Regions from separate parts of the Homo sapiens genome. Here region 1 is linked to region 2. A link is an interaction called in ENCODE POLR2A ChIA-PET data of the cell type or tissue named here. Cell type or tissue: OCI-LY7. All regions are shown on one strand. Each heading gives the region's core, and the rest is flanking DNA. Links, peaks and the distances in the headings are about the cores only.

Region 1 (16,203 bases), core at 5,312-13,311, 74 kb before region 2:
CTTGCTGGGTGCTGGATATTCTTGTATTTTGAAAAAATACTCTTGAGCTTTGTCCTGGAACAGAGTCAAGTTACTTGGAGCCAGTTGGATCCTTTTGAGGCTTGCTTTTAAGCTTTCTTGGGCAGGACCAGGACTAGCCTGTGGTCGAGGGCTGATTTCCCTACCCTTCTGAATGGTCTCCCCAGTGCCCTGTGAATTAGGAGGCTTCTGCTCTGGCTGGTGGAAATGCCAGCTAATCCCAACCCTGCAGGAACTCCAAGGATTGTTCTGCCTGCTCCTTTTGGGTGGAACTTTCCCACCTTCAGATAGTTTACACACAGGCACTGATCAGTTCTCAGCTGAAGACTAGGGGAGGAGAGGGTGGCACAGCAGGGAAGAACCATCTGCAGATCTCTAGCTGCTCATTCTCTCTGTGCAGCAATTTCCTCTCCCGTCTTCCATGGGAACCTGAGCCACCTTGGCCTCCCTGGACTCTCAGCTCTGATTCCTCAATTCAGACTGATGCTGGGTTCCACCTGGGTCCCCCTCTTGCTCTGTGGCCTGGAAACTCTCTCCACGCTGTAAGCCAGGCAGTTACAGGGCTCATCCCATTTGTTTCCTCTCTCTCAGAAATCACTGCCCCACACTACCGGTTGTTTAGTGTCTCATAAGAGTTGTTTCCATTTTTCCCTGGCTTGTCAGTTGTTTAAGCCAGGAGGGGTAAAATTGTCCCATTATATCTTCTTGGCCAGAAACAGAAATGTGGAAGAAATTTTTGACAATACTTCAAGCCCTCAAAACATGCTCTGTGTGCTGGGGAAAGACAGTCAAACAAACAGACAATTACATGACCCTGACAAGTGCCCTGAAGCTGGCCAGAGAGGAAGGGGCCTCAGCCACACAGGCTTCTCGCAGTTTATTAAGCACATAATGCTTGGTGCAGGCCAGTCCCTACGCTAGAATGGTCTTCCCACGGCTGGTGTGGCTCTCTACACCCTTCAGGTCTCAGCTTAAGCAATAACTCCTCAAGAAGCCTTTCCTCATGCGGGGTTAGGTCAGCACCCCCATCCCATCGAAGGGGAATAGGAAGTCATCTGGGGATTTAAGCTGAGGCATGAGATATGATCTATGTTCTCTCCTTTAACTGTCTTCTGCCTCAGCCCCTTCTGCCTCCCATGGCAGGTAGGAAGGAAGAGACCCTGTTTGGAAGCCCATCATAGAGCCAAACCCTTCTCTATCATATACCCTTCTCCATCACATCCCCTTCTCCATCACATCCCCTTTTCCATCACACCCCCTTCTCCATCACACCCCCTTCCCCATCACACCCACTTCTCCATTGCATGCCCTTCTCCAACACACCCCCTTCTCCATCACACGCCCTTCCCCATCACACCCCCTTCTCCACCACATCCCCTCCTCCATCGCATCCCCTTCTCCACCGCATCCCCTTCTCCATCGGAGTCAGCCTTCAGTCCTCCAAAGTCCAAGAAGATGACAAAAATGCAGCATCAGGGAGCTCATTAATCCATCTGCATCTTGGGGGCCTTGTCTGTAAAGAATAATCCTACCAACTAACAAACACTTCTATTGTACCTATAAATTCCAGGGGCTCATACTCTTCCAAGACCTTTACCTATTAAATCATTTAATACTCCCAAGAAACTTAGAAGGAGCTGGAAGCACAACGACGTTTGGGAGTTCACCCAAGGTCACACAGCACGTAGGTGGCAGAGCTGAGATGTAAAATACCCATTTACTTAAGATCTACCTCCTGGGGCCAGTGTGGGGATTGAATGGGTAGTACATAGGAGAGTGCCTTATGGGCTAAGCGCAGTGGCTCACGCCTGTAATCCCAGCACTTTGGGAGGCAAAGGCAGGCAGATCACTTGAGCTCAGGAGTTCAAGACCAGCCTGGGCAACATGGCGAAACACTGTCTCTACAAAAAATACAAAAATTAGCCGGGCACAGTGGCTTGCGCCTGTAGTCCCAGCTACTCAGGAAGCTGAGGTGGGAGAATGGCTTGAACCCATGAAGTCAAAGCTGCAGTGAGCCGTGATCGCACCACTGCATTCCAGCCTGGGCAACAGAGCAAGACCTTGTCTCAAAAAAGTAAATATATAAATAATAATAAATTTGGTCAGGTGCAGTGGCTCATGCCTGTAATCCCAACACTTTGGGAGGCCGAGGCAGGTGGATCACCTGAGGTCAGGAGTTCAAGACCAGCCTGGTCAACGTGGTAAAACCTCGTCTCTACTAAAAATACAAAATTAGCCTGGCGTGGTGGTGCATGCTTGTAATCCCAGCTACTTGGGAGGCTGAGGCAGAAGAATCACTTGAACCTGGGAGGAGGCAGAGGTTGCAGTGAGCTGAGATCACACCATTGCACTCCAGCCTGGGCAACAAGAGAGAAACTCCATCTCAAAAATAATAATAATAATAATAATAAATTTAAAAACTGAAAAAAGAAAGTGCCTTATGCTGCATGTACAGGCATGTGGTTAGTGTGTTCATTTTTTTAAAAAGCCAAAATTGGTTATAGGGATAACTTAGGCAACAGGTCTGTCTAGAGAAAGTTCCGTTTGACAAACATTATGTACAAGTAATTTTAGAGGATTCCTTCTTCTTCTTTTTCCTTAGCTCCTTCTGCAAATGTGTGTGTTCTGGGTCTGCTTGTGTAACTGACACGAAACCCAGATATTCTTAGACCTTTCCTTTCCCTCACAGACTGTGGGTGGTCTTCTCATCGCAAATGTAGTTGTCCTTCTCAAAATGGCAAAAACCTAGATTCAGCAGCTCCTAGCCTAAAAACATTCAATGAACTTAAAAGTAAATCTAATCTAATTAAAAGAGAATACATCCAAATGTTAAATCATTGGAATTATCAGTGATTTTTAGTCTCTTATTTTATACCCTTCTATATTTTCCATATTTTCTACAATAAGCTACAAAAAATTTTTAGAAATAAAAATGTAATTACCATTATAGTTTGAATAAAATTACCACTAAATTTCGTATACGAAATTTAATGATTTTATGTGAACACACTAAATACTAAATAACACATTTTATATTCCTGCACTGAGGGAGCTGCTCTAATCTGCAAAGGGTGCTTAAAAAATAAGCGACGAGCTGGGCGCGGTGGCTCACGCCTGTAATCCTAGCACTTTGGGAGGCCAAGGCAGGCGGATCACCTGAGGTCAGGAGTTCAAGACCAGCCTGGCCAAGATGGCAAAACCCCATCTCTACTAAAAATACAAAAATTAGCAGGGTGTGGTGGCAGGCACCTGTAATCCCAGCTACTCAGGAGGTTGAGGCAAGAGAATTGCTTGAACCCAGGGGGGCAGAGGTGGCAGTGACCCAAGATTGTACCACTGCACTCCAGCCTGAGCAACAGAGAGAGACTCTGTCTCAGAAAAATAAAATAAAAAATAAGCGACAGTTTGTATGAAAATATCTAGAACAGACAAATTTATGTAGACAAGGAGTAGATTAGAGGTTGCTAGGGGCTGGAGGGGGATGGGAATGGAAAGTTATTGTTTAATGCGTACAAAGTTTCTGTTAGGTGTGAGGAAAAAATTTTGGAAATAAATGGTGATGATCGCACAACACTATGAATGCAATTAATGCCACTAATTGTACATTTAGAATGGCTAAATGGTAAATTTTGTCATATGTATATAATTAGCACAATAAAAAATAATAAGTGATGGCTCAGCTAAGGGAGAAAATGTGGTCCAGAACGCGGGTCCTCCACTGGTCTTTGTCTCCTGCTGCCAGTGATCCCTAGCATTAAGCAACTGCTGCCCAGGGAGTTAAGAAACTTGTTCATCATGCCCCACTGACAGGGACAGGGGATCTTACCCCAGGCAGTCTGAAGCCAGATGTCACACCCTGAACCTTTTTACTGCACAATGACAAAACTGCCTGCTGTTGATGTCACATCTGGAATGATGTCACACAGGAATGATCTGCAGGTAACGCTGTAAGGGAGTTGCTGTTAACTGTTTAGAGGAGAAACCGGAGCCTTGGAGGAGTTGTCGACTGCTGCTCGGTTATGCAGCCAGTGGGTGGCAAAGCCCCCTGTTCACGCCCAGGCCTGGCACCTGCAAAGGCCAGACAGCGGTGTCAACACTGCTGGCAGATTTAAAATCACCGTCGCAATACTGAAGCTGGGTCAGGGAGCTGAGGTAGGCCAGGCTGGAAAGGCTTGGAGAGGTTTCCAGGGAGGGCAGGATGAGTTTTTTAAATCGACCGTTTGGTGGCTGCTTTGGGCTTCCGCTGCCAAGCCAGTTTGGGTCCTTGGAGGATCTCTCATCCTCCTCCATAAACATTCACCAGCCCCGGCCCGCGGCGTCGGGGCAGCGGCGCGGAACCCGGAGTGCCGGCTGGGTTCGCGGACACTGGCTCCCCGGCGCGGAGGCGCGGCTCTGCACGACGGGACTCCCGGGGGAGGGAGCGCAAGGGGGCCGCGAGGACGCGCGAGGGCGGGGCGGGGCCATCTGTACCGCCGCTTGGGGGTGGGTGCGTTTGCTAAGAAGGGCGCCAAGCAAACGGAAACCGCGCACCTCTACTGGATCAATCAAAACAGCGCCTCCGGACAAACGGGAATGGGGGCGGCGCAGAGGCCCTTCGGGAGGTTTCAGGCACCATCTGTGAGGGGCGCACCCAGGGAAGCTCTGGGTTTGTCCACTCTGAGGCCTGTCCAGTTGTCCAACCACCCTGTCCTCAGCGTCGTTTGGCGGGGACAGATGCATAGCCCCCCGGCCCAGTACAGCTGGAAGCGACTTCGGAAAGAAAACCTTGCAATCCCCCTATCTTACAGATAAGGAAATAGCGCCCCTAGAGGAGAAGCAGCTGCCCCAAGGTCACAGAACTGCTGGGGGCAGAGCCGAATGCCTTCCCTCCATCACCCCGCTTACATATTGAGATGAAGCCTTTGTGGTTCTACCTGCCCACGTATCTGTCAGCTTCTGTGCAACTCATGTGTGCAGTCTAGTCCCCAGCGCAGTCCCTGGAACCTAGTAGGTGCTCAATAAATGCTTGTGAAACGCAAACGAACGGAAATGGGACTAGAAAACCCAGGTCCTTAATCTGGGTTTAGATTAAGACCAGACAGAATTTAGAAATCCAAGAGTACTGACCATTGTTTAGAGTCAGAGTAGCTGGAGGCTGGATGAATACACCCAACCCAGGGACGCCCGACCGCTGCCCACGCAGCTCCACTCCTGTCTACAGTGAAAAAAAGAGCCACTCCCTCCCTCCCTTCGTCATCTCCCCACTCCTTCCCAAGGCTGAGGATGAAGATATCCTCTGAGGGCTTCGCCTTAAAACCTTAGAGCTGGAAGGAAATTTCCATCGCCTCTAGTTACAGTCTATGTAATGTTTTCTTAAATGATTTTCATTAAGTTCATTCAATATTTATTGTGCATCCACCATGAACAAGGCCCTATATTGCTCAAACAAGACATGTGATCCTTGTTAAAATCAAAAGCAAATTTACAAGTCAGGAGTCTTCTACAGCCAGAAGTATTTAGTGGCCAAACATAAGTATTCAATACAGACTATAAATACTGCAGCTGTTATTTCAAAAAGCAAAAGCCCATTTTAAAAGAGGTTAAAAGAGGTCATTCTTGGAGAAGTTTTTTTCTTCTTGATTGGAAAAAAAATTTCCAGGCATAGGGAACTGATCACTGGACTGGGGATGTGTCCCCAACTCTTTTCCTAGCCAATACAGATAAGATCTGCTCTGGGACAACCAAAGAAAGCTAAAGAAGACATGATATCTGGCAAAACAAGCCTAAACAAACCTCTGGAAAGTCAAGAAAGAATTGGGGGGAATGCAAGATTTATTAGAGCCTGCAGGAAACCAAAGTTCAATTAAGTAATTGAAAATATAGAGGCCGGGCATGGTGGCTCATGTGAGTAATCCCAGCACCTTGGAAGGCTGAGACAGGTGGATCACTTGAGTCCAGGAGTTCTAGACCAGCCTGGGCAACATGGTGAAACCCCATCTCTACAAAAAATGCAAACATTAGCTGGGTATAGTGGCACACAACTGTGGTCCCAGCTACTCGGGAAGCTGAGGTGGGAGAATTACCTGAGCCCAGGAGGTCAAGGCTGCAGTGGGCTGAGATCTCGCCACTGCACTCCAGCCTGGGTAACAAAGACCCTGGATTAAAAAAAGAAGAAAAAAAAATATGAAGTACTATAAAATATGAAAATAGGGAAAGGTTAGAGAATGAGCTGCCTGGTTGTATTAGGTGTTTGCTTTTCTTTAAGACTTGCTCTAAGTTGATATCATATCTCAGAGTCAGAGTCTCAGTTTAACAGATATGTGTGTACCTGGAGCCCAGCACGCTGTTTTACATGCAATGGAAGCCGTTCACGTTTGATGCAATTCAAGGCTTGGTGAGTCAAACTCAGTTACTTCACGAGCTAAACGTTTACCTACCCTGTGACTCTGCACTTTTTCTCCTGAATATATGTATACACACACATATATATTTGTACGTATATATATTTGTACATGTGTATATAAACATAGATGTATAGATATAGATATATATACACACACAACAGAAATGAGCGGTTAGGTCCACCAAAAGACATGTAGAAGAATATTTATGACAGCCTCATTCAGAATAGCTCAGACTGGAAGCAGCTCAAATGTTCATCAACAGGGGAATGGATAAACAAATTGTGGCGTAGCTATACAATGGAATAATGAGCAAGAACAAGCCACTCAACAACATTAATGAATTACACAGGCATTATGCTGAGTGAAAGAAGCCAGACACAAGAATATATATTGTTTAATCCAATGTATATGAAATAGAACACAAGCAAATCTAATTTATAGTGACAGAAGTCAAAATAATGGTTGCCTTTGAGACAGCAGTAACTGAAAGCCGGCACAAGGGGACATTTTGGGCCTCTGGAAATGGTATTTTGATCTAGGTGGTGGTAATGTGTGCGTGTGTGTATAAATATTTATACACATATATACACGTTTAAGCATAAGTATGTAAACATACATCAAGTTATACACTTAAAATCAGTGCACTTTATGAAGGTTATGCCTCAATAGAAAACAGGAAGAAATCGTTTCGGCCAGGATGACAAGTGCATAGTGGGCAAGCTACCATTCTCCCCTCCCCGGCCCGCGGCAGATGTCGCTAATTAATCACCACACTCCTTTCCTTTGAGCTCGGCTTCAGAACCATCTCAATCCAGTGCTCCAGCCAGCTGTGCTTTGAGGCAAAACTCTCAGCTTTCCCTCATGTATACACAAGTATGTTGATTAAGATAATTAATTAATCATCTTACCATCTTAATTATTAATTATCATCTTCAATTTGTTAAGCCACACTCTGAGGAAGCCTGACTCTCACTATGGACTGGTGGCAGCTTCCCCAAAGTCTGGGTTCAGTTCCCAGGAGGAAGTGGCTTCTGAAGAGCACATTTGGATGCGGGAGAGTGACAGCGGGAGGGGCACCCCACAGGAAGGAAGCCCCTTGACAGAGGGCTGGCAGATTAACGCAGCACACAGGTAAGCATGGGACCCAGGAAAGGCTCAAGTTTGGGCACATTTTCTACCAAGTGGAACTAACTGGTTTTTCTTGACTGAGGAGAGGGAAGAGGAGAGAAGTTGAGGCTGGACTGCAGGGACTGGCACCTCTTGATTTGCCCGAGGTTCTCTGGCACCTGAAGCACAGCCTGCCCCTCAACAGTCACCAAGGCACTGTGTCTTATCGGGGAGGATAACGCTTCCTGTGGGGTTCATCCTGCACAGCGTACAAAATCTTCCGCTTCACTATCACGCCATCATGAGATCTGGATAGGGTGGGAATTAGCCTCTCCACCCCAAACCCCTGCCTCATTTTAAAATAAGAAAACTGGCCGAGCGCAGTGGCTCACACCTGTAATCCCAGCACTTTGGGAGGCCGAGGCGGGTTGTTCACTTGAGGTCAGGAGTTCGAGACTAGCCTAGCCAACATGGTGAAACCCACCTCTACTAAAAATACAAAAATTAGCTGGGCATGTTGGCACATCTGTAATCCCAGCTACTCAGGAGGCTGAGACATGAGAATCATTTGAACCTGGGAGGCGGAGGTTGCAGTGAGCCAGGATCGCGCCACTGCACTCCAGCCTGGGCAACAGAGCCAGACTCTGTTTCAAAAAAATAAAATATGCTGGGCGAGGTGGCTCACGCCTGTAATCCCAGCAACTTGGGAGGCTGAGGCAGGCAAATCATTTGAGGTCAGAAGTTCGAGACCAGCCTGGGCAACGTGGCGAAGCTCCATCTCTACTAAAAATACAAAAATTAGCCAGCCATAGTGGTGCGTGCCAGTAATCCCCAGCTACTCGGGAGGCTGAGGCAGGAGACTCGCTTGAACCCGGGAGATGGAGGTTGCAGTGAGCCGAGATCATGCCATTGCACTCCAGCCTGGGCGACAAGAGCAAAACTCTGTCTCAAAAAAAAGTAAAATAAAGTAAGAAAACCAAGGTTCAAAGAGGTCGTGTGACTCATAAACACCCTGCTAACGAAGTAAGGGATTCCAGACTCAAACGCAGGTCTGTGTCATACAAAGCCCGTGCTCCTTCTGTGCCTTATCCTTTCATTTTAGTTTTTATTTTTCATCAAAGTTATCCATGGACATAAATGGACAACTTGTTCTGCAAGATTTTTTATGAAAATGGCAGTTCCTCGTCCCCATTTCCCTCTCCTGAAAGTAACAACTTTCACCACTTTATTTTTTATTATTTATTTTACTTTTTTTGAGACGGGGTCTTGCTGTGTCACCCAGGCTGGAGTGCAGTGGCACAAGCACAGCTCACTGTAGCCTTGACTTCCTGGGCACAAGTGATCCTCTCACCTCAGCTTCCTGAGTAGCTGTGACTACCGGTGCATGTCACCACGCCTGGCTAATTTTTGTATGTTGAGGGAGATTTGGGGTTTTGCCATGTTGCCCAGGCTCGTCTCAAACTCCTAGGCTCAAGTGATCTGCCTGCTTCGAGGCTGCAGTGAGCTATGATCATGCCACTGCATGCCAGCCTGGGCAACAGAGGAAGCCCTTGTCTCAAAAAATAAATACAATAAGATACAAAAAAGCGGTATTGCACTGGTTATAGTTTAGCTTCTCTCTACTGGCTGACTGCTAAGAAAGATGTTGCAGCTAATTAATGAAAAAGGAATGATCAAATTAGAGTGATACCATTTTGTACCCACCAATTAATGAATGAATCTAGGCATTGTGTATCAGCAGCTGTGAACGTCACTCCCTTTACACATACACACACACACAAATAATACATTATGTGCTCCTCTTGAGGAAGGAACACACCATCACCTATAGTTGTCAAAAAATCAAAACCTGAATTTGATCAAGCCTCTAGATTTACCAATTTACTGGAAATACAGACATATTCCAGAGATATTGTAGGTTCAGTTCCAGACAACCACAATAAAGAGAATATTGCAATGAAGCGAGTCACATGAATTTGTTGGTTTCTCAGTGCATATAAAAGTTATGTTTACCCTACACTGTAGTCTCTTAAGCATGCAATTACTATTGTGTTTTAAAAGGCAATGTATATACTTTAAAAATACTTGGCCGGGCACAGTGGCTCACGCCTGTAATCCCAGCATTTTGGGAGGCCAAAAGTGGATTACCGTAGTCACAATTTAAATTTACTTTTAGAATTATTTGATTCATATCTGCCTCACTCGCTAGGCTTTAAGCTCCAAGAAGGCAGGAGTCATGCCTGTATTAGCTCGTCATTTTATCTCCTGGTTTAGCACATGCCTGGCGCATTGCAGGTGCTCAGTGAAGAGAAACTGAATGAACTAAATATTAGATTGACAAGAGAGTTTGGTCCTCCCATCCCAGCTGCCACCGTTTGCATGCTGTTGCCCAAGGAAACCTGCCACCTTCTGCAGCCGTTAGACCCCTCCTAGAGGAGCCACCTCACCTCCCTCCACCTGCTCCCTCCTCTTCACCCTCCTTGCCTGCTGCTCAGAAGCTCTAGGCAACTGGCTGGGTACAGTGGCTCACACCTGTAATCCCAGCACTTTGGGAGGCTGAGGCAGGCAGATCACCTAAGGTCAGGAGTTCAAGACCAGCCTGGTCAACATGGTGAAACTCCGCCTCTACTAAAAATGCAAAAATTAGCTGGGCATGGTGGTGCCTATAATCCCAGCTACTTGAGAGGCTGAGGCACGAGACTTGCTTGAACCTGGGTGGCGGAGGTTGCGGTAAGCTGAGATAGCGCCACTGCACTCCAGCCTGGGTGACAGAGTGAGACTCCGTCTCAAAAAAAAAAAAAAAAAAAAATGCTCCAAGCAACTAGAATAGACCTAGAAGAACTGAGGCAGCCATGCAAACCTGGCCCCTCTGGCCCCACTGAGAGCCAAAACCTCCTCCGCAGGTCCCTAACAAGCCAGTGAGTCTGGGTCCTAGGTCCTGGGTACTTCCCCTAAGGCCTGGAACTTCCTTTTTTTGAGACAGAGTCTCACTCTTGTCCAGGCTGGAGTACAGTGGCAAGATCATGGCTCACTGCAGCCTCGACCTCCTGGGCACAAGTGATCCTCCCACCTCAGCCTAGTGGTTGAACTACAGGTACCCGCCACCAGGCCCAGCTAATTTTTTGTAGAGATGAGGTTTCGCCATGTTGCCCAGGCTGGTCTCAAACTCCTAGGTTCAAGCAATCTGCCCGCCTTGCCCTCCCAAAGTGCTGGGATTTACAGGCATGAGCCGTCATGCCCAGCCTGGCCTAGAAGATTCTTAAAGACGCATCACCACAGTCATCTGAAGAATTCCCTCCACCTAAGAACCTGCTCCCCCGACTCTACCCTGCTGGATGGAAAGAAGGCCTGGGCACGTATTCGATTATCCAGTGAGGACTTGCTGAGCGCCTGCCATGGCCAGGCTCTGTGTGAGATGGTTGGGGAATGTCAGTGAACAAACACGGCAGACACAGTCACGCTCCCCTTGCTCCTTGCTCACCAAACAAATTTCATTCCATCTCTCACCCTGGCCCCTTGGGGTCTTTGTTGTTTAAGCCAATCATGGTGTTATATTCCCTTATAAATGCTGGCATTTTTTTGTAGAGATGGGGTTTCGCCATGTTGCCCAGGCAGCAAGATGAAAAAGTACTTGGCACTACTACACTATACATTTTAAATGGTTAAGATGGTAAATTTTATATTGTGTTTCTTACTACAATTACAATTTATTTTAAAAGTTTGCACATGGGTAAGACTAAATTGTAGAGTTTAAGAAGGCACTCTTGGGTGAAATTATAAAGAAATGCAAGGAAGTTTTGCTATAAAAGTAGCTGAGTTTCTCTTTGAGTATTTCGCTCTAAGTACCACCATTGTCTGTCCAGTCAGACAAGAGGACTCATGCTGTCACACCCTGAGTGCCCAGTGAAGCTGGAGCTGAACCCCAGGCCATCCTGTTTCCACTACACCGATGCTAGCATTCACAAGGGAATAGAGCACCATGACTGGCTTAGACGAATGACAATCCCAGCCAATAAAACTTGACGAGGCGTCTGCTGGGAGCTGCTGGGAAGGTTTTCCTCACCCTTACAAAGGGACATGAAGAAGAAACACCTCCTCCTCAGGCCAACATTGTGTGATGCCTGGAGCTGGGGCAGCAATTTTGCAACCTCGAGGGAAATGACTGCCACGGTGAGAATGGCAAGGCTGAAAGAAAGAACCCAGGTTATTGGTGACAATGCTGAGCTTCTGGATTCACCACCCTGGACATGCCCTTCCCCTGATATTTTTGTGGCCTATAAAGATGAAAGCCCTCATTGTTTACACTGGTCCTGGATGAGTTTTCTATTACTTGCAACCAAAAGCCACCTACAAGGGACAGCTCACGCTTCCTGAGCAACTGCTGGCTAGCAGGCACCGAGTCACAGACCTTAGTACTCTCTCATTATTCCCACTCACCGCTTAGGAGCTGGAAGTCATGACCCCATTTTATAGCTGAGGAAGCTGAGACCCAGAGATCAACAGGGACTCGCTGTGTCACACACTGAGTGCCCAGTGGAGCTGGAACTGAAGCCCAGGACATTCTCTTTCCACTACACCAATGGTGGTGATAGATTTCATCACTATGCCCATTGGAACTCTCCGCTACAAGTGCAAGGAAGGGGAACTAGGCCAGCCCAAGCCACAGGGTATCCAGGAACTCAGAATCAGTCTCTCTCTCTCTCTCTCTCTCTCCCGCCAGCTCTCTGTCTCTCTCCCATCATTGCATGCTCCATACTCTCAGGCCAGCTGCCCCACTAGGCTAGAAGTATGGCCACCAGCAACCCTAGTCTCACATCCCAATAGCCAAGGGACAAAAAGGACAGCAGTCTCACTTTCCCCAGCTCGAGTTTTATTGGCCAACCTTGGGCCACATACCCCTGCCTTGGGCTAATCATGTGAGTCTGAATTCTGGGTGCTACTTCCTGGTCTGTGGCTTGGACTATTCAAGCTCTCTAAGACTCAGTTTGCCCATCCTTAAACAAGGATAATAATAATCGTACCTACTTCATTGGGTTTTTGGGGGGATCATTCATTGATTTAATGAATACTTATTGCAGCCAATTCTGTGCCAGGCAGTGTGTTAGGTGTTGAAGCTACAGTAGAGGACAGAGACCCAATCGCTGCCCTCGTGGAGTTAATAGTCTAGCGAGAAAGACAGATGTTACATAAATAAACACATGAACGATTCTCTCTATTACAACTGTGAGAAGTGTTTTAAAAGTACAGAGTTCCACTGGAGAGAGGGAAAGGAGACCTAGCTCAGGTCAAATGAGTAACATTTAAAGAGCCCAACACTGGGCTTGGCACGACTTAGCTTTCAGTCTATGTAGCTATCATATAGTTTTTACTCGGCATCCTCCCAACCCTCTGGCCTCCCCACAGCCACTTCCCACAGGGAGAGGAGCTGAGTGACTTGGCTGCCCTGCAGCCAATTACAAGCTTCCTAGGGGACAGACAGCAAGTGTGGCACATGCGTTGGGACAGCAGCGGTACAGCAGGTCCCAGGGAAGCGCAATGCTGGTGGGCGGCACACACCCAGCTGATGACATCGCCACTTATTGGGAGCAGCCTTTCCTGGGCTCCAGCTGAAGACCCAACCAGGAGGCCTGCAGAGGCCCCAGTGGCTTCTCAGGTTCCAGGGTCTCCCAAGCTCCTTCGGCTGGCTCTGCATGGAACCCTAAAATGCACTGCCGAACAAGTGACTTGCCTTTCACCATTGCCAGGCTCTGCCATCATGAGCCTCAACTCCCTAGCCTCAGGGACAAGGGTCCTGCCCCTACCCCTGCCCCAAGGCACCGTGCTGTATAATCACTTCCTAGTGACCGTTTGCAAACCTCTTTGTGATCCAGGGATGTGTCTGTGGAACATACTCTGTCCCCAGCAGGGCCCTATACAGCTCCTACCCACCTCTCTTGTGCAGAGGCACTGTTTCTTCAGGGAAGAAGGGCCAAGAAGCTGCCACATCGGATCACTGCCACAAACACTGGCTCCGTTCCCGCCCCCATCACCACTGCCCTGGCCTGAGCTCAAGCCCCCATGGGACCCCAGTGCCAGCCCATCTGGCTACCCGGCCTCCAGGGTCTCCCTTCCAACATGAGACAGCCAGAGGGGCTGCCTGGAGCACATGCCACTCCTCCATTTGAGCACCTTCAATGGCTCCCTGGATCTGCACCATCCGGCCAGTCCCCTAATGTTGCCACAAGGCCCTTGTGATGTGGCCCTTGCCTAACATTTCCAACTGTATGTTCTCAGCCAGCCAACTATATGCACAGAGTTTGCCTGGAACATGATACATGTTTGTCAAACACGTGTCCCCTTCTGCATTAATTTACTATGTGCCAGGCTCTGTGTGTGGCTCTGGGATGCAGTGGTAAGCCACACGGACATAGTCTCTGCCCTCAGAGAGTTCACAGTCTAGTACAGGAGGCAGACTGCAATGAAACAAAAGCAATCACAAGAGCTTATCAGGGCAGGGTGTGGTGGCTCATTCCTATAATCCCAGCACTTTGGGATGCTGAGGCAATCGGATCGCTTGAGCCCAGAATTCAAGACCAGCCTGGGAAACATAATGAAACACCCTCTCTACTAAAAATACAAAAATTAGCCGGGCGTGGTGTCATGTGCCTGTAGTCCCAGCTACTTGGGAGGATGAGGTGGGAGGATCACTTGAGCCTGGGAGGCCAAGCTGCAGTAAGCTGTGTTCATGCCACTGCACTCCAGCCTCAACAGAGTGAGACCCTGTCTCAAAAAAATAATTAATTAAAAAAAGAGTTTATAGTTACAAATTATAGTGAGAGCTATGAAGGACCCATCCATGAAGGATGGAGAGTATTAGAGAAGTGTGACTTTGCCTGGGAGTCAGCAGCTCCCCTGAGATGACACCAACCTGACATCAGATGAATGAGTAGTCACCATCCAGGTGAGGGGTTTGGGGGTGGAGGGAGAGTGTCCCTGATGCTGAGGCCAGAGAGCACCCACAGGCTCTGGGATCTGGAAGCCTGGGGGCAGGTGGGCCCTAGGGATCCCAGGGCTGTGAGTGGAGATGCAGATGGGGCATGATCCCCCTGAACCGAGGAGGGATGGGAATGAAAACAGGGAAGCCTGGTGAGTGATGCTGGGGGTTTGGACTGATGTCATCACAGTAGAAATGCCAAGTCAAAGGGGACTTTTTAATTGAACTTTTTTATTATGGAATTTTAAAAAATAAATAAATGTAGACAGAACAGTACCATGAACTCCTGAACCCCTCATCCAGCAGCATCCACAACAGCTGACCCACAGCCAAGCTTTTCTCAGCTATACCCCACCCACGCTCCTTACCCCAAATGTATGATGCCGAAACAAATCCCAGATTTGTTTGCTGTGTAGTTCACCCATGGATATTTCAGTATGTATCTCTACAACAAAAGGACTGTTTTTAACATAACCGCATTATCACACCTAAAAAATAAATGATAACACAAGGGGAAATGTCTGAGGCTTGATATTTATTGCCAAACTACCCAGAAAAGCCCCCCGCCGACCCCAAGCAGGTGTGAGGGTCCCCATCTCACTACACACTTGCCAACACTGGGAGTTACAAGAGATGGATTTCTACAAGAGGCTCACCCCAAAACCGAGGAGCTAACCCTTAAATTCCAGGTTCACTTAATTAAAATGAGGCAGCCACAGAAACACTTTCTGTGGAAATCTCTCTCACACATCCAATGGCCACTTGTGAGCGGCCAGCGATTGGGGGTTGTAGAGACAGGAGGTGGTGAGCCCAGCAACCCCTGCCAGCTCCCCAGGGTGGGCCCAGTACCGGTTCATGGAGTACCCTGCCGGCTCCCCAGGGTGGGCCAAGTGTGGGTTCACAGAGCACCCTGCTGGCTCCCCAGGGCGGGCCAAGTGCGGGTTCATGGAGCAGGGCCCCTGCCCATCCTTCATCTCCCACATCTGCCCTCAGCCAATGGGGCAGACTGAGAAAGGGTTTCCTTAGGACCCAAGGGTTTCCAGAAACAACCCACCAGAGCCAGAGAGGGAAGGACCAGCAGGTGCTCCCTCCTATGGCAAGCACATGCCCCTTCAGAGCTCAAAGGGTTTCTGTTTGAGCTGAAACCTAGGGACTCACTGCCTTGCCTCTCCTCAGACCTGTGCCCCCCCTACAGTGACTCATGGGCGTCCCATTCAGTCAGGAACCTAGAATATTAAAAGATCTACAAGCCAGATAGGTGAGTTTTCAGGTTCAGAAAGCAGTTTCATCTTTCTAGTAAGATGGAGGCAGCCACAGTTCCAGAACTCTCTGCGCAGTTCCCTAACCTTTCTGAGCCGTGGTCTTTACCTAATCAGGTTTGACTTCCTGCTACAGTCTCCTACTCTCAGTCCAGAATAGAGGCGGCAACCAGGCATGGTGGTACGTGCCTGTGGTCCCAGCTACTCAGAAGGCTGAGGTGGGAGGATCGCCTGAGCCCTGGGAGTTCAAGGTTGTAGTGAGCTGTCATCGCACCACTGCACTCCAGCCCAGGTGAGAACCTATCTCTAAAAAAATTAAAAATAGAGACAGCTGTCCTTCCTGCAAGCCAGCCAGCCAGACACTGAGTCTTTGCTGTGTTCCAGGCACCCTGCTAAGCCAGGGAGATGCAAGGGTGAATAGGAACTGATCCCTTCCCTGCAGGAGCTCACCATCTCTAAGAAA
Region 2 (16,203 bases), core at 4,163-12,162:
TGCCCCAATGGGGACTCTGTATGGGGGCTCCCATCCCACATTTCCCTTCTTCTGAACTGCCCTAGCAGAGGTTCTCCATGAGAGCTCCAACCCTGCAGCACACCTCTGCCTTGAGGCATTTCCATACATCCTCTGAAATCTAGGCTGAGGTTCCCAAACCTCAATTCTTGACTTCTGTGCACCCGCAGGCCCAAAACCACATGTAAGCTGCCAAGGCATGGGGCTTGCACCCTGTGAAGCAATGGCCTGAGCTATACACTGTCCCCTTTTAGCCATAGCTGGGACCCAGGGCACCAAGTCCAGGGACTGCGCAAAGCAGCAAGGGACTGTGCAAAGCAGCAAGGCCCTGGGCCCAGCCCACAACATCATTTTTCCTTGTACGCCTCCAGGCCTGTGATGGGAGGTGCTGCTACAAAGGTCTCTGGCATGTCCTGGAGACATTTTCCCCATTGTCTTGGAAATTAGCATTTGGCTCCTCCTTATCTACGCAAATTTCTGCTGTCAGCTTGAATTTCTCTGCAGAAAATGAGTCTTTCTTTTCTACTGCATTGTCAGGCTGCAAATTTTTCAAACTTTTATGCTCTGCTTCCTCTTGAACACTTTGCCACTTAGAAATTTCTTCCACCTAAATCATCTCTCTCAAGTTCAAAGTTCCACAGATCTCTAGGGCAGGGGCAAAATGCCACCAGTCTCTTTGCATAGCAAGGGTGACCTTTATATAAGTTCCCAACAAGTTCCTCATCTCCATCTGAGACCACCTCAGTCTGGACTTCACTGTCCATATCACTATCAGCATTTTGGTCAAAGCTATTCAACAAGTCTCTAGGAAGTTCCAAACTTTCCCACGTTTCCCTGTCTTCTGAGTCCTCTAAACTGTTCCAACCTCTGCCTGTTACTCAGTTCAAAAGTCGCTTCCACATTTTCAGGTATCCTTACAGTAGTACCCAACTCTACTGGTACCAATTTACTGTATTAGTCTGTTCTCACGCTGTTAATAAAGACATACCAGAGACTCGGTAATTTACAAAGGAAAGAGAGGTTTAATGGACTCACAGTTCCACATGGCTAGGGAGGCCTCACAATCATGCTGGAAGGCGAAGGGGGAACAAAGGTATGTCTTACGTGGCAGCAGGCAAGAGAGCGTGTGTAGGGGAACTGCCCTTTATAAAAACATCAGCTCTTGTGAGACTTATTCACTGTCAAGAGAACAGCACAGGAAAAACCTGCCCCCATGATTCAATTACCTCCCACTGGGCTCCTCCCACAACCGTGGGGATTATGGGAGCTAGAATTCAAGACGAGATTTGTGTGGGGACATAGCCAAACCATATCAACCCCTTTTTACTTCTAATATGTTGTTATATTTAAGAACTGTATAATTGAAACTCTTAGAGCAGACACATAGTTTGTATCCATTAACAATAAATTCTAATGGCTTGTTCTAATCTTTATTACATAAGCAGTCATCTATTATATAACCAACAAATGGTCATAACACATAAGCTAGAAAGGACAAGTTATCATATCTCAGTCGGGCAGAATTGAAATTCACCTGACTCATACAAACATACCCACAGTAAAAGCAATCACAACTTAAAAGTGGTCCATTATACCCTAGGTACCAAAGCCCTGTTCCAGGAAAAATGATGGCACTTCTAAATATTAAATATAACTAATCTACAAAGGACATTGTCAATACTACATGGATAATTGTTAATAACAGTATAGTGAAAACAAGGCATGGGTAAACTTCAAAATTCGTCTCTATTTCCTTGAAAACTTATTACATGATTTAATCAATAGCCCACATCTTCAGCTGGTGGCTAGGAGATTCCTTCTTTTCTCTGAAATGACAATGTATTATCAGAAATACCATAAAAATTAAAAACTAGGAATGTATGTCCTCAAGCCAAAAAGTAACTAAAAAAACTAGAATTTAAAATGCTTCTCTCTTCAACCTTTTTACACGCTAGGTTATTTTTCCTGTTCAAATGCCAATGATGATAAATAAAAGCCAATTAGAATTAGAAGCAACTTCATCTTAAATCATTGACAAGAGCCTCTTTTTTTAACATCAGCTTATTTCAGTCAAGAAGCACGGGTCAATATAAGACTATTGTTTATAATCACTGCCAATGAGAAATTACTACCCTATCAGGAGGGCCAGAAAAATCATAAAATGCGTAGCACCAAAAAGAGTCTTATAATTTATTGAGTCTAAACTAATCATTTTCTGGAATTCACATCCCTTTTAATTCTCAATAACTGATTCAGATCAAATTAGCATTAACATAAAAATGTGTATTAATAGGAACCATTATATTCCTGAAACAGAAACACATACATACCTAAAACTTACACTTTTATTAATATCCAGAGCAAAACTCAGGATTCTAACACTTTCAACACAGTTGACCCTTCCAGCACTAAACTGGATCAAATACTGTACATAAGTGAGAAAGAAACTAGAAGCAACATGTATCGTTTTTCAATAGAATCCTTCCTACTTGGACATCATCCCCAAAACTACTCCCTCCTAAACAGCACAAACAGGTAGAAGAATAAACAGGTTCAAGACTGCTCCTACTACTTATAAGGAATACAAGAAAAAAAAAGATACCTTGGATCTCCTAACACATAAGTAACATGTAAACAATCTCAGTTTCTTTTCCCCTCTGTTTTTTCTCCCCTTTCTTCCCATGTTCATTCTTTCTTGTTATGTCACACTTTAATTTCCTTAAGCTAGTTCTTTTCTTTTCCCCTACTTTTCTTTTCTCACTTTTTCTGTGTGGACCACCTGGTAAAACAATATCTAAGAGATGGAAATAGTTAAAAGAGAAATCAAATGGAAGATGAAAGATGGAAAAGAGTTACAGCGGGTTATTTTTCTTAAAGTTATTCCCATATCACAAAGCCCACTAATCCCTTTCCAAAGAATACACAACACCACAATATAAAGCTAAAAATATCAAGAAACATATTTAAGAACTTAAGAAATGTATAGGACTAAAGAAAAAACTACTATATTTAAGCAAAAACAACTTTCTACTCTACAATATTGTAAAACAAACGAAATATACTAAAGTTCAAGAAAATAAATACATTTCTTACATAAGTGCTGAAAGTTTCTGATGAGGCATTGGTAAATCGAAGAGACAGGAAGAAAGCTTTCCCCTTGTTTGTTGTGACAAAGAAACTCTCCTTTCCCTGCCCCAGCACAGCCTACGCAAATTCCAGACATGTTAGAGGATACAAGGGCACATTATGGGGCCTGAAAGGCAGTACTTAGGACTCTGAGCACTCATCTGCAAGAAGGAAAATAGAGATAAAAAACTAGACCAGTTAATTAACTGTATTTGCCAATGCATAGATGAAGCTCAAAAGCAGACTCCCATCACCACTTAAGCTATGCTAGATGAAACAGTTACAAATGTAAAAGCATATAACAGGTAGTTTTACAATATGGGGGAGGGGTGATCCCTACCTCACATCACAGACAAAAAATAAATTCCAAACAAAGTAAAGATCTAAATATGAAAAGCCAAATTTAAAAACATTAAAAAACAATATAGAATAAATTAATGCAACAGAGAAAGAGTTTCTTAAACAAGACATAAAAAGCACAATCTCCAAAGAATCATAAATTTAACTACATTAAATTTTTCTGTATAACAAATGACATTACATACTAAATGTCTTAAAAATGAAGTCACAATGCCTCTAAAGAGAAATGGATAAAAGGGGAAGAAGAGTGGGAGAGAAAGTTTTCACTGTATGCTCTTTTGTATTTTCTGGATTTTATATTCATTTGAACGTACTATCCATTCATAATAAATAAATAAATAAATAGATAAATAAATCTAAAACTTTAAAAGTAATAATAAAATACAAGACAAGCCACAGACTGAAAAAAACATGTTTGCTATGCATATAACCAAGGATCAGTATTCAGAATTTACCAGTAAGCCAAAAAATTAATAAGGAAAAGACACTTGACTCAATAGAAAATTAGTCAAATGACATGATCAGTAACGCAGAGGAGGGGACCTAATGACTAATAAACATAAAAAGAATCTCAACTTTACAAGTTATCAGAATAAAGCAAATTTAAAAATAGTATCTTTCCCTACTCATCACTTAGCAAAATCAAATTCAGGTGGTATATTTTTATTCTCAGTTTGCTATGTTATTTATTTATTTATTTTAGACAGAGTCTCACTCTTGTCACCCAGGCTGCAGTGTAGTGGCACAATCTTGGCTCACTGCAGCCTCTGCCTTCCAGAGGAGATATATATATTTATTTATATATTTACTTATTTAAAATTGTGTATTGGTGTTTAATTTTATCAAATACTTATCAAAAATTTTTTGTGCCTCTATTGATGATCATATAATTTTTCTCCTTTATGGTAAATAATACAGATTTTCTATTGTTAAACCAACCTTGCATTTCTCAAATAACTCAACTTTGTTATGATGTATTATCATTTTTACATGTTGCTGAATTTGGTTTGCTAATAGTCTAGATTTCCCATTCATTCATAAGTGAGATTGGTCTTAAATTTTCCTTGTAATGTCTTCATTAGGTTTTATATCAAGGTTGTTCTAGCCTTATACACTTAGGTGGGAAATATGTCTTTTTTTTTTTTTTTTTTTTTTCAGACAGAGTCTCACTCTGTCACCCGAACTGGAGTGCAGTGGCACGATCTCAGCTAACTGCAACTTCCACCTCCCAGGTTCAAGCAATTCTCCTGCCTCAGCCTCCTGAGTAGCTGGGACTAGGCACACGCCACCCCACCCATCTAATTTTTTTGTATTTTAGTAGAGATGGGATTTCATCGTGTTGCCCAGGCTGGTCTCGAACTCCTGAGCTCAGGCAATCTGCCCGCCTTGGTATCCCACAAGCATGAGCCACCACGCGTGGCCAATATGTCTTATTTTTCTATTTTCTGAAAAAATTTATGTGAGATTAGTGTTATTTCTTCTGTAAATATGTGACAGAATTGGCAGATGAAGCCATCTGAACCTAGAATTTTCTTTGTGAAAAAGTTTTTCATTACACATTCCACTTATTTTGTGTTATGGGACTACTCACATTTTCCTTTACTTCTTGTGTTAATTTTGTTAAGTTGTAGATTTCAAGGAATTTGTCTATTTCACATAAACCTTCAAACTTTATTGGTATAAATTTGTATATAATATCCTCTTATCTTTTTTAATGTCTCTACGTTCCATAGTAATGTCCTCCTCTTTGTTCCTGATATTGGTAATTTTTTTTCAATGTAATTAGCTTTGTCAAGGTTCCAACTTCTAGCTTTGTTGAACCTCTCTATTGATTATGTTTGTTGTTTTTTTTTTTTTTTTGAGATGGAGTCTCGCTCTGTCGCCCAGGCTGGAGTGCAGTGGGACGATCTCGGCTGACTGCAAGCTCTGCCTCCTGGGTTCACGCCATTCTCCTGCCTCAGCCTCCCGAGTAGCTGGGACTACAGGTGCCCGCCACCACGCCTGGCTAATTTTTTGTATTTTTAGTGGAGACGGGGTTTCACCGTGTTAGCCAGGATGGTCTCGATCTCCTGACCTTGTGATCCGCCCGCCTCGGCCTCCCAAAGTGCTGGGATTACAGGCGTGAGCCACAGCGCCCAGCCTGTTTGTTGTTTATTTCATTAGTTTCTTTTTTTTTCTCTTTGAGATGAAGTCTTGCTCTGTTTTCCAGGCCGGAGTGCAATGGCACAGTCTTGGCTCACTGCAACCTCCACCTCCCAGATTCAAGCAATTCTCGTGCCTCAGCCTCCCCAGTAGCTGGAATTACAGGCACACACCACCACACCCAGCTAATTTTTGTATTTTTAGTAAAGGCAGGGTTTCATCATGTTAGCCAGGCTGGTCTCGAACTCCTGACCTCAGGTGATCCACCCACCTCAGCCTCCCAAAATGCTGGAATTATAGGCATGAGCCACCACGCCCAGCCTATTTCATTAATTTCTGCTCTCTTTTTTTTTTTTTTTTTTTTTTGAGACAGAGACTCTCTCTGTCGCCCAGGCTGGAGTACAGTGGCACTATCCTGGCTCACTGTAACTTCTGCCTCCTTGGTTCAAGCGATTCTCATGCCTCAGACTCCTGAGTAGTTGGGATTACAGGTGAGTGCCATTGTGCCCAGCTAATTTTTGTATTTTTAGTAGAGACAGGGTTTCACCATGTTGAGCAGGTTGGTCTCGAACTCCTGGGCTCAAGCAATCCACCCACCTTGGCCTCTCAAAGTGCTGGGATTACAGGCATGAGCCACCACACCCGACCCACAACATTATTTTCTAAACAGCCAAAACTGAAAAAGCAAAATGTCCAGCAGAATTTTAATTTAATGGCTTTATTTGTAATGGAATATTACACAGTAATGAAAATGGACAGACTCTAGCTATATGTACAATCACAGCTAAATCTCACAAATGAAAAGCAAAAGAAGCCACACATACACACACACACACACAAACACACACACACACAGACAACTACATACTATATGATGACATTTATATCAAATTTTAAAAATAAACGAAACTAGTATTTAGAGATACTTGCTTAAATGGTAAACTGTAAAGAGAAGCAGAAATGTATTTACCATAATATTCAGGATAATGGTTACCTTTTGTGGACAGTGATTAAGAGGCATGAAGGTATGAAAGAGTTCCTGAGGCCGGGCGCGGTGGCTCATGCCTATAATCCCAGCACTTTGGGAGGCCAAAGTGGGTGGATCACAAGGTCAGGAGTTCGAGACCAGCATGGCCAACATGGTGAAACCCCGTCTCTACTAAAAAATACAAAAATTAGCAGGGCATGGTGGCGGGCACCTGTAATCCCAGCTACGTGGGAGGCTGAGGCAGAAGAACTGCTTGAACCCGGGAGGTGAAGGTTGCAGTGAGCTGAGATTGCGCCACTGTACTCTAGCCTGGGCAACAGAGCAAGACTCCATCTTAAAAAAAAAAAAAGAGTTCCTGAAGTGCTAATACTGTTCTTGTGGATAAATCACTGAGCTATGCGAAAAGGGGAGCATTTGAAGCAAATATGGCAAAATGTTAAGATTTGCTAAAGCTGGGTAATGGGAAGAATACTGATTATATTATTTTATAAACTTGTATGTATAATTGACGTTTCATGACAAATTTTTTTTAAAGAAACCAAGTAGTTTTGGCTTAAATCTCACTTCAATTTGATATAAATATTATAGAAAATCAAAGTATATACTAAAGACTAATTTCCTCATCATAAAAGTTTTTACATAGATGGCCAGAACCAGGAAAATTAGTAGCTAGATATGTAGGCATACAGAAATAACAAGGGCTCTGGGCAACTATCCCAAAGAATGATAGAGGCAAGACCCCTCAAAAAAGAACAATTTCGGGGAGGTGGCCTGCAGGAGACAGAGGGATTGACAGGATGTTGTGTGTAGCAGCTTTCCTCTGGATACCAATGCTGAGGACACCACATCGGGGCTCTCCTGCCCACTGCTGTGGGTCGCCACCTCCAAGATAACCCCAATGCCAGTGACATCCTTCCCATCAGTCACCACTCCAGCACCAGAAACCTATGAAGGCTGCAACAGCTGTGTTTCCTGTTTTAAAGCACTGCCTTGGCCTCCCAAAGTGCCGAGATTGCAGCCTCTGCCCGGCCGCCACCCCGTCTGGGAAGTGAGGAGTGTCTCTGCCTGGCCGCCCATCGTCTGGGATGTGAGGAGCCCCTCTGCCTGGCTGCCCAGTCTGGAAAGTGAGGAGCGTCTCCGCCCGGCCGCCATCCCATCTAGGAAGTGAGGAGCACCTCTTCCCAGCCGCCATCACATCTAGGAAGTGAGGAGCGTCTCTGCCCGGCCGCCCATCGTCTGAGATGTGGGGAGCGCCTCTGCCCCGCCGCCCCATCTGGGATGTGAGGAGCGCCTCTGCCCGGCCGAGACCCCGTCTGGGAGGTGAGGAGCGTCTCTGCCCGGCCGCCCCGTCTGAGAAGTGAGGAGACCCTCTGCCTGGCAACCACCCCGTCTGAGAAGTGAGGAGCCCCTCCGCCCGGCAGCTGCCCCGTCTGAGAAGTGAGGAGCCTCTCCGCCCGGCAGCCACCCCATCTGGGAAGTGAGGAGCATCTCCGCCCAGCAGCCACCCCGTCCGGGAGGGAGGTGGGGGGGGGTCAGCCCCCCACCCGGCCAGCCGCCCCATCCGGGAGGGAGGTGGGGGGTCAGCCCCCCCGCCCGGCCAGCTGTGCCATCCGGGAGGGAGGTGGGGGGGTCAGCCCCCCGCCCGGCCAGCCGCCCCGTCCGGGAGGTGAGGGGCGCCTCTGCCCGGCCGCCCCTACTGGGAAGTGAGGAGCCCCTCAGCCCGGCCAGCCACCCCGTCCGGGAGGGAGATGGGGGGGTCAGCCCCCCCACCCGGCCAGCCGCCCCGTCCGGGAGGGAGGTGGGGGGGTCAGCCCCCCGCCTGGCCAGCCGCCCCGTCCGGGAGGGAGGTGGGGGGGTCAGCCCCCCGCCCGGCCAGCCGCCCCGTCCGGGAGGTGAGGGGCGCCTCTGCCCGGCCGCCCCTACTGGGAAGTGAGGAGCCCCTCAGCCCGGCCAGCCACCCCGTCCGGGAGGGAGATGGGGGGGTCAGCCCCCCCACCCGGCCAGCCGCCCCGTCCGGGAGGGAGGTGGGGGGGTCAGCCCCCCGCCTGGCCAGCCGCCCCGTCCGGGAGGGAGGTGGGGGGGTCAGCCCCCCGCCCGGCCAGCCGCCCCGTCCGGGAGGTGAGGGGCGCCTCTGCCCGGCCGCCCCTACTGGGAAGTGAGGAGCCCCTCTGCCCGGCCAGCCGCCCCGTCCGGGAGGGAGGTGGGGGGGTCAGCCCCCCGCCCGGCCAGCCGCCCTGTCCGGGAGGTGGGGGGGTCAGCCCTCCGCCCGGCCAGCCGCCCCGTCTGGGAGGTGAGGGGCGCCTCTGCCCGGCCGCCCCTACTGGGAAGTGAGGAGCCCCTCTGCCCGGCCAGCCGCCCCGTCCGGGAGGGAGGTGGGGGGGTCGGCCCCCCGCCCGACCAGCCGCCCCATCCGGGAGGGAGGTGGGGGGGTCAGCCCCCCGCCCGGCCAGCCGCCCTGTCCGGGAGGGAGGTGGGGGTGTCAGCCCCACGACCGGCCAGCCGCCTCGTCCGGGAGGGAGGTGGGGGCGTCAGCCCCCCGCCCGGCCAGCCACCCCGTCCGGGAGGGAGGTGGGGGGGGTCAGCCCCCCTGCCCGGCCAGTGGCCCCGTCCGGGAGGTGAGGGGCGCCTCTGCCCGGCCGCCCCTACTGGGAAGAGAGGAGCCCCTCTGCCCGGCCAGCCGCCCCGTCCGGGAGGGAGGTGGGGGGGGGTCAGCCCCCCTGCCCGGCCAGCCGCCCCGTCCGGGAGGTGAGGGGCGCCTCTGCCCGGCCGCCCCTACTGGGAAGTGAGGAGCCCCTCTGCCCGGCCAGCCGCCCCGTCCGGGAGGGAGGTGGGGGTGTCAGCCCCCCGCCCGGCCAGCCGCCCCGTCCAGGAGGGAGGTGGGGGGGGTCAGCCCCCCCCGCCCGGCCAGCCGCCCCGTCCGGGAGGTGAGGGGCGCCTCTGCCCAGCCACCACCCCGTCTGGGAGGTGTGCCCAACAGCTCATTGAGAACGGGCCAGGATGACAATGGCGGCCTTGTGGAATAGAAAGGCGGGAAAGGCGGGGAAAAGATTGAGAAATCGGATGGTTGCCGTGTCTGTGTAGAAAGAAGTAGACATGGGAGACTTTTCATTTTGTTCTGCACTAAGAAAAATTCCTCTGTCTTGGGATCCTGTTGATCTGTGACCTTACCCCCAACCCTGTGCTCTCTGAAACATGTGCTGTGTCCACTCAGGGTTAAATGGATTAAGGGCGGTGCAAGATGTGCTTTGTTAAACAGATGCTTGAAGGCAGCATGCTCGTTAAGAGTCATCACCAATCCCTAATCTCAAGTAATCAGGGACACAAACACTGCGGAAGGCCGCAGGGTCCTCTGCCTAGGAAAACCAGAGACCTTTGTTCACTTGTTTATCTGCTGACCTTCCCTCCACTATTGTCCCATGACCCTGCCAAATCCCCCTCTGTGAGAAACACCCAAGAATTATCAATAAAAAAATAAATTAAAAAAAATAAATAAATAAATAAAAAAAATAAAATAAAGCACTGTTAATAATAGCTGCTTTTGCATAGAATGTAAAGAAGATGAGAGCTACTGTTCACATAATTCAACAGTTATAGACTGTCGTGTGGTGAACAGGACAGACTTCTGTTCTGTGCCAACTGCCACTCTGTTGCCAATCAATTCCACAGTGACACATAGATCCAGTGTTTCACACTCAGTGAATCTGAGCAGATTTGCTGAGGCTTTGTATGTTGAGTTCACAATGACTTTTTATGGATTTTGTGGAAATCTTGGGAAACAGAGAAGCCTAAAGGAAATTATAATTCCCATTTTCCAGAGTTAAAACCACAAGTCTGCCTTTCTCTTCTACAACTTCCACCACAGTTACTACATCAGGTACAATAAATACCACTGTCCTTGTCTTTGGTGTACAGGCTATAATTTTCTTTCTTTATAAATTCTACACATCTAAGAAACAAACTTATACTCTGTAAGCAGACCCATTACACTGATAAGGACTGGAGATTCATTCACCTAACTCACTGAAACCAAAATACTATCTTTCAAGATGTCCCACATGGAAGACGCTATTCCAGGATCTTTCGATTTCCAAAAGATGCATATAAGCTATTTGAGAGCATCATCCCTGAAGGAAAAATCAGTTAAATCATTTTGTTCAACAGGAAAATTTTAAATATTCTGCACGAATCCTTGTGGCAGTCTTATTTTAAATGGTTGCTGCTTTGGGATTATGTTTCTTTTTTTCTTGACATGCCAAACGTAACTTTCTGTAAGTGACAGAAAATGCTGTCTTGTGCAGACAATGTCAGGACTCTTAGCAGTTTAAATTTAGTCACTTTAAAGCCTGAAAGCTGCATTATTTTCATCCTAACTCAAGATATAACTCAGTGAACAGAATTGAGAAGAGTGTGCCAAATGAGTATCAATCAGGTGGATTGTGGCCTATCATGTCAAAGTGGCATAAATTTATCAATCTAGTAATACTAAAAAAATAATAATTTGTATAACCTACTCACAGTATACAATTACCACTTTTACCACTAGATGGAACCCTACATGTAAGGTGATATGCTCAGTGAAAGGACTGGAAACAATCCACAGCTGAAAAATCAATTACAGAAAAATGAAATGCAAGTGCTTCTGAGGCATGTTGAAGCCATGAATCTGCAAAATTCAAGGCAGTTAAAAAAAAAAAAAACTGCATCCTGCAGATGTATCTTTTGGCTGACTATACCAAAACTGCATACCCACAAAACTAAATGTTTCCTCCCTGGTGAATTGCCTAACTTGATTTGTTTTCCAAGAACCACAACCTTGGCAAGATTTATCAAAATATGAGCTATATTTAAAGTTGTCTAAATCTGATTTACCACCCTGAGAGAAGAATGCCCTCTCTCTTACTGCTTTTTCAACTCTAAAAGGCTCTGAAACACAGCTTTAAATGTGTCACTTTGTTGGAAAGCTGTTAGATAAGAAATACAACTATCAAAGAAAAGACTGTATTCTTCCCTCTTTCTATGTATCAAATTTAAGCCAGTATCATGAAAGCTGTACATAAAAAGAGAAGAGAAAACTAAACAGGCCCTACATGTCCAAGCTGGTGGTGCTTTTTAATACCAGAGACAGTTCAACATTAATAAGTCGTACCACAATTCAGGGAACGATATCCAATTTCTTAGATAAAATTTTTGAAATATTTATACCCTAAGGTCTGCCCTTAGGAGTAGCTGTGCAATGTTTTATAGTATGGACTACAAAATTATCTCTAAGTTAGACTCCAAAAGTCTGCAAATATATTTAGCCCCTATATTTGATCTCAACCTGAACAAATTTCTTTCTTGCTTGCTTTTGTGTGTGTGTGTGTGCGTTTTGTTTGTTTGTTTGAGGCTGGGTCTTCCCTTGTTGCCCAGGCTAGAGTGCAATGGCGCAATCATGACTCACTGTAGCCTCAACTGCCTGAGCTCAAACAATTCCCCCACCTCGTCCTCCCAAGTAGCTGGGACCATAGACATGCACAGCCACACCTGGCTAATTTTTTTTTATTATTTGTAGACACAAGTCTTTCTACGTTGCCCAGGTCTCAAATTCCTGGGCCCAAGTGATCCTCGCACCTCGGCCTCCCAAAGTGCTGGGATCACAGGCATAAGCCACCACGCCCAGCCCAAATTTCAAACTAATAATACAACTTAACCAAAATTAAACTGGCAAACTATTCTGAGATGAAAAAACTCTTGATTGCCTACCTTCTTAACCTAAACATTTTTGGAATCCTAATCTAAGATTCTGCCCTATGGAATGACAATGTAATATTCTCAGTCAAGAATGATGAGTATAAATAATGCCAATTTACTCACTCATTTATTTGCTTGGTAATTTTTATCTTTCTGGGTGTCATATGAATAAGCATTAATTATGCTGCTGACACCTTCCTTAATTTTTCTCCCTCATGCTAGTGTACAATGGGAAGAAAGTTATTTGTATTAAGAAAGTAACATCAGGCTGGGTGCAGTGGTTCACATCTGTAATCCCAGCACTTTAGGAGGCCGAGGTGGACAGATCATTTGAGGTCAGGAGTTCAAGACCACCCTAGCCAACATAGTGAAACCCCATCTCTACTAAAAATACAAAAGAATTAGCTGGGTGTGGTGGTGCACACCTGTAATCCCAGCTACAAGGGAGGCTGAGGAAGGAGAATCACTTGAACCCGGGAGGCAGAGGTTGCAGTGAGCCGAGATCACACCACTGCACTCCAGCCAAGGTGACAGACCAAGACTCCATCTCAAAAATAATAATAATAATTAAAAGAAAAAAAAGGTAACATCAAAATTCCCTATTAACTTGGAAAAAGTTCTATAGGATGCTTCACTGATAATACAGTCTCTTTCTTACCATTTATCTAAAAAATATTTGCTCCTCAAAAAATCAGAGTCAATGCTTCATGAGTCTCTCTTTTCCTATTTTTTTTTTTTCCCCTAAGACAGGGTCTCACTCTGTTGACCAGGCTGTAATGCAGTGTGCAATCATAGTTCACTTCAGCCTTCAACACCTGGGCTCAAGGGATCCTCCCATACTCCCACATCAACCTCCCAAAGTGCTAAGACTAAAGGTGTGTGCCACCACACCTGGCTAATTTTTTAATACAGCCCAGGGTCTCACTATGTTGACCACACTAGTCTCAAACTCCTGGCCTCAAGCGATCCTCCCAGCTCAGCCTCCCCAAGTGCTGGCATTAGGCATGAGCCACTGCACCCAGCCTCCTACAGACTTTTAAGTGCCATGAGTCTCAGGCAATTAAAACTAGAAGTACTTCTACGTATGATCTGATTAGGTCCTAAAAGACTACTTCTATATTCATTTGTTCCAAAGTTCAGAGTGACACATACTATCCAAGAGACAGCTAATGGTTTTTGTTCTGGCACATGACTTGTTCATATCTACACAAGTTCACAAATTGAAAATTCTTAAGAGTTTCTGGCCAGGCACAGCGGCTCATGTCTATAATTCCAACACCTTGTGAGGACAAGGTGGCAGGATCACTTGAGCCTAGGAGTTCAAGACCAGTATAAGCAACCTGACAAGACTCTGTCACTACAAAAAAAAAAAAAAAAAAAAATTGTTTTTAAATTAGCCAGGCATGGTTGCTTGAGTCTACGGTCCCAACTACTCAGGAGGCTGAGGTAGGAGGATCACCTAAGCCCAGGAGGTCAAGGCTGCAGTGAGGTGTGTTCTTGCCCCTGCACGCCAGCCTGAGTCATAACAGAGTGAGACCCTGTTTCAAAAAAGAAAAGAGTTTCTATACTTGTAGTCAGCCAGAAATATTCAATATTTCACAAATTTAACTATAAATCTTTTCATCAACCAACATAAGAAGGTGAATTGCTTTTCTGAGACATATGGTACCCAAACAAGAAATCGATCACTTGTGTGTCATTTAAAATCAATCCAATCATGATCTACTAATTGCTTTGTAACTTTACGGTATTGTAAGGTATAGGGGACAAAAACTAAGGTAAGTCTCTGGCCTCCAGGAACTGAAAATTCACTAAGTGCTACGCGATTTCAAATAGTAGCTAAAGACCACAACGCAAAAGATGATACAAGATCATTAATAGCCAAATGCATGATACAGACAATAAAGGCTCTAAGAATTCAGGAGAGAATCTTTTACCCATATACAAGAGATTTGAGCTAGATCTTAAAGACGTGTAGGAGTTAGACAGTGGGAGAAAAAAAGAGCTAATACTTAAGGTGCTTTTTGGTTTCTCAGGGTTTTTTTAAGAAACATAAAATGTTTTCGCCACACATTAGTGGCCAGCCCTTTTCAAAACATAAATTTAAAGAGAGGTACACAGGGGAGTTACAGAGATAGCACAGTGGACATCTGCTGCTTTTGAATTCCCAATACGTATTTTCCCCTTCCTCTGGTAACAGCACCCCCATTTTCCTTTAAGCAATAAACCTCTCCCCATCTTTCGAATCTATGTGACCTGGTGGGCACTGCCTGTGAGCATGTCATCCAAGCTTAACCAACTGAAACATTCTATTCCCTTCATGAATCCAAGCAAAGGCCCACAAGTCAAACCAGGACAAAAAGTCTCAACTCCAAGACTCTTGTGAATCCTAAAATTGCTAAGCTGGTGGGATGTAAGACTGACACCGTTGGTGGCCTATTACTGCCACTTTTTATACAGAATCTGCCTTCTTAGGAAGCAAATACAGAGGAAACCAGATCTAAGACAGTAAAGAGGTAGATATCTAACAACACTGAGATTTGAGATTTTCCATACAGATTAAACCATACTTGATTTATCCCCTGGACTTTTCAGTTTCTTGAGCCAATTAATAGAGTCTCTTTTTGCTTAAGCTAGTTTTAGTTTCTATCACATATAACTGAAGAATCCTAACAAATATGAATGTGTAAGTCTGTTTGTCCCAGTATGAATCTGAGCCCTCCCTTCTGTATCTTCCCCTTCAGAGCAATGGCTGCCAATCAGTCAGCCATGGCCATGCCATCTCCAGCAAGGTCTGGAACTCTGCCCTAGGGACCCTCTTCCTTGTACATTCTAACTCAGCTGATTCCTGTATCTATTTCTATATTTCTTAGAGATCTCTTTACTTCTTACTAGCCAATTCCTTGTTACTCGAATCCCCAGTTATAGTTTATAACCTATTAAATGTTCTCTGTTTAAAGTACTATGTAGTTTCTTTTTTCTTTTTTTTTTTTTTTTTTTTGAGACAGAGTCTCACTCTGGTCGCCCAGGCTGGAGTGCAGTGGTGCGATCTCGGCTTACTGCAACCTCCACCTCCCAGGTTCAAGCGATTCTCCTGCCCCAGCCTCCCAAGTAGCTGGGATTACAGGCGTCTGCCACCACGCCTGGCTAATTTTTGTATTTTTAGTAGAGACGGGGTTTCACCATATTGGCCAGGCTGGTCTTGAACTCCTGACCTCAGGCAATCCACCCACCTCAGCCTCCCAAAGTGCTGGGATTACAGGCGTGAGCCACCCGCCCGGCTGTTACTATGTAGTTTCTATGGCCTAGCTGAATTTAGTTTATATCGGGTAACAGTAGCAAAACATCAGCACAAAATAAATAGGCTCCAGCATCTGTAGAAACAACCCACCCTAAAAGATGGTTAGTAAAAGTGTAGGTGAGAGTGTTCACTGAAGGTGACCAGAGGGCATCTTCAGGAGGCTGAGGTGGGTGGATCATGAGGTCAAGAGTTCGAGACCAACCTGGCCAACATGGTGATACCCCGTCTCTACTAAAAATACAAAAATTAGCCAGCATGGTGGCGCATGCCTGTAGTCCCAGCTACTCGGGAGGCCGAGGCAGGAGAACTGCTTGAACCCAGGAGACGGAGGCTGCAGCAAGCTGAGATCATGCCACTGCACTCCGGCCTGGGCAACAGAGTGAGACTCTGTCTCAAAAAAAAAAAAAATTGTATTTCAATCACTCTTTTGCTATACTGTTTCCAACCAGAAATGATGCACTTATTGGGAGGAAACTGGGAAACCAAGATAGAAATCAGATCTTGGATGGGTCATATTTTAGATAAGAGGCATTACAGT

The links. ChIA-PET counts read pairs that join two places held together with the same protein. Peaks named below come from ENCODE experiments on the same cell type or tissue, not always from the same donor. Only the 100,000 strongest peaks of a DNase experiment are listed, where the experiment ranks them.
Region 1: POLR2A ChIA-PET joins it to region 2 with 11 read pairs; 5 of 35 experiments call an interaction of 5 or more read pairs at or near these places.

What each region holds. Positions count from the first base shown.
Region 1 is chr10:97,191,914-97,208,116 of GRCh38, forward strand. The region is part of intron 11 of ARHGAP19-SLIT1 (ARHGAP19-SLIT1 readthrough (NMD candidate)); the gene reads right to left. LOC112268065 (a long non-coding RNA gene) reads left to right here and starts at 3,987. Exons shown (of 3, transcript XR_002957098.2): 1 at 3,987-4,170; 2 at 7,347-7,532; 3 at 11,372-11,808. RefSeq lists silencers at 4,420-4,469, 10,498-10,557 and enhancers at 4,600-4,839, 11,234-11,833. In OCI-LY7, for the core only: no CTCF peak of the experiment used is centred there; DNase peaks (open chromatin) are centred at 7,468, 8,878 and 9,848; H3K4me3 peaks cover 1,712 bases; H3K27ac peaks cover 3,239 bases.
Region 2 is chr10:97,267,495-97,283,697 of GRCh38, forward strand. The region is part of intron 1 of ARHGAP19 (Rho GTPase activating protein 19); the gene reads right to left. The region is part of intron 1 of ARHGAP19-SLIT1 (ARHGAP19-SLIT1 readthrough (NMD candidate)); the gene reads right to left. Among named protein-coding and RNA genes, the nearest start is that of ARHGAP19, 17 kb to the right of the region's middle. RefSeq lists an enhancer at 101-605. In OCI-LY7, for the core only: CTCF peaks have their summits at 11,165 (motif pointing right) and 11,366; DNase peaks (open chromatin) are centred at 7,567, 10,227 and 11,207; H3K4me3 peaks cover 2,249 bases; H3K27ac peaks cover 3,184 bases.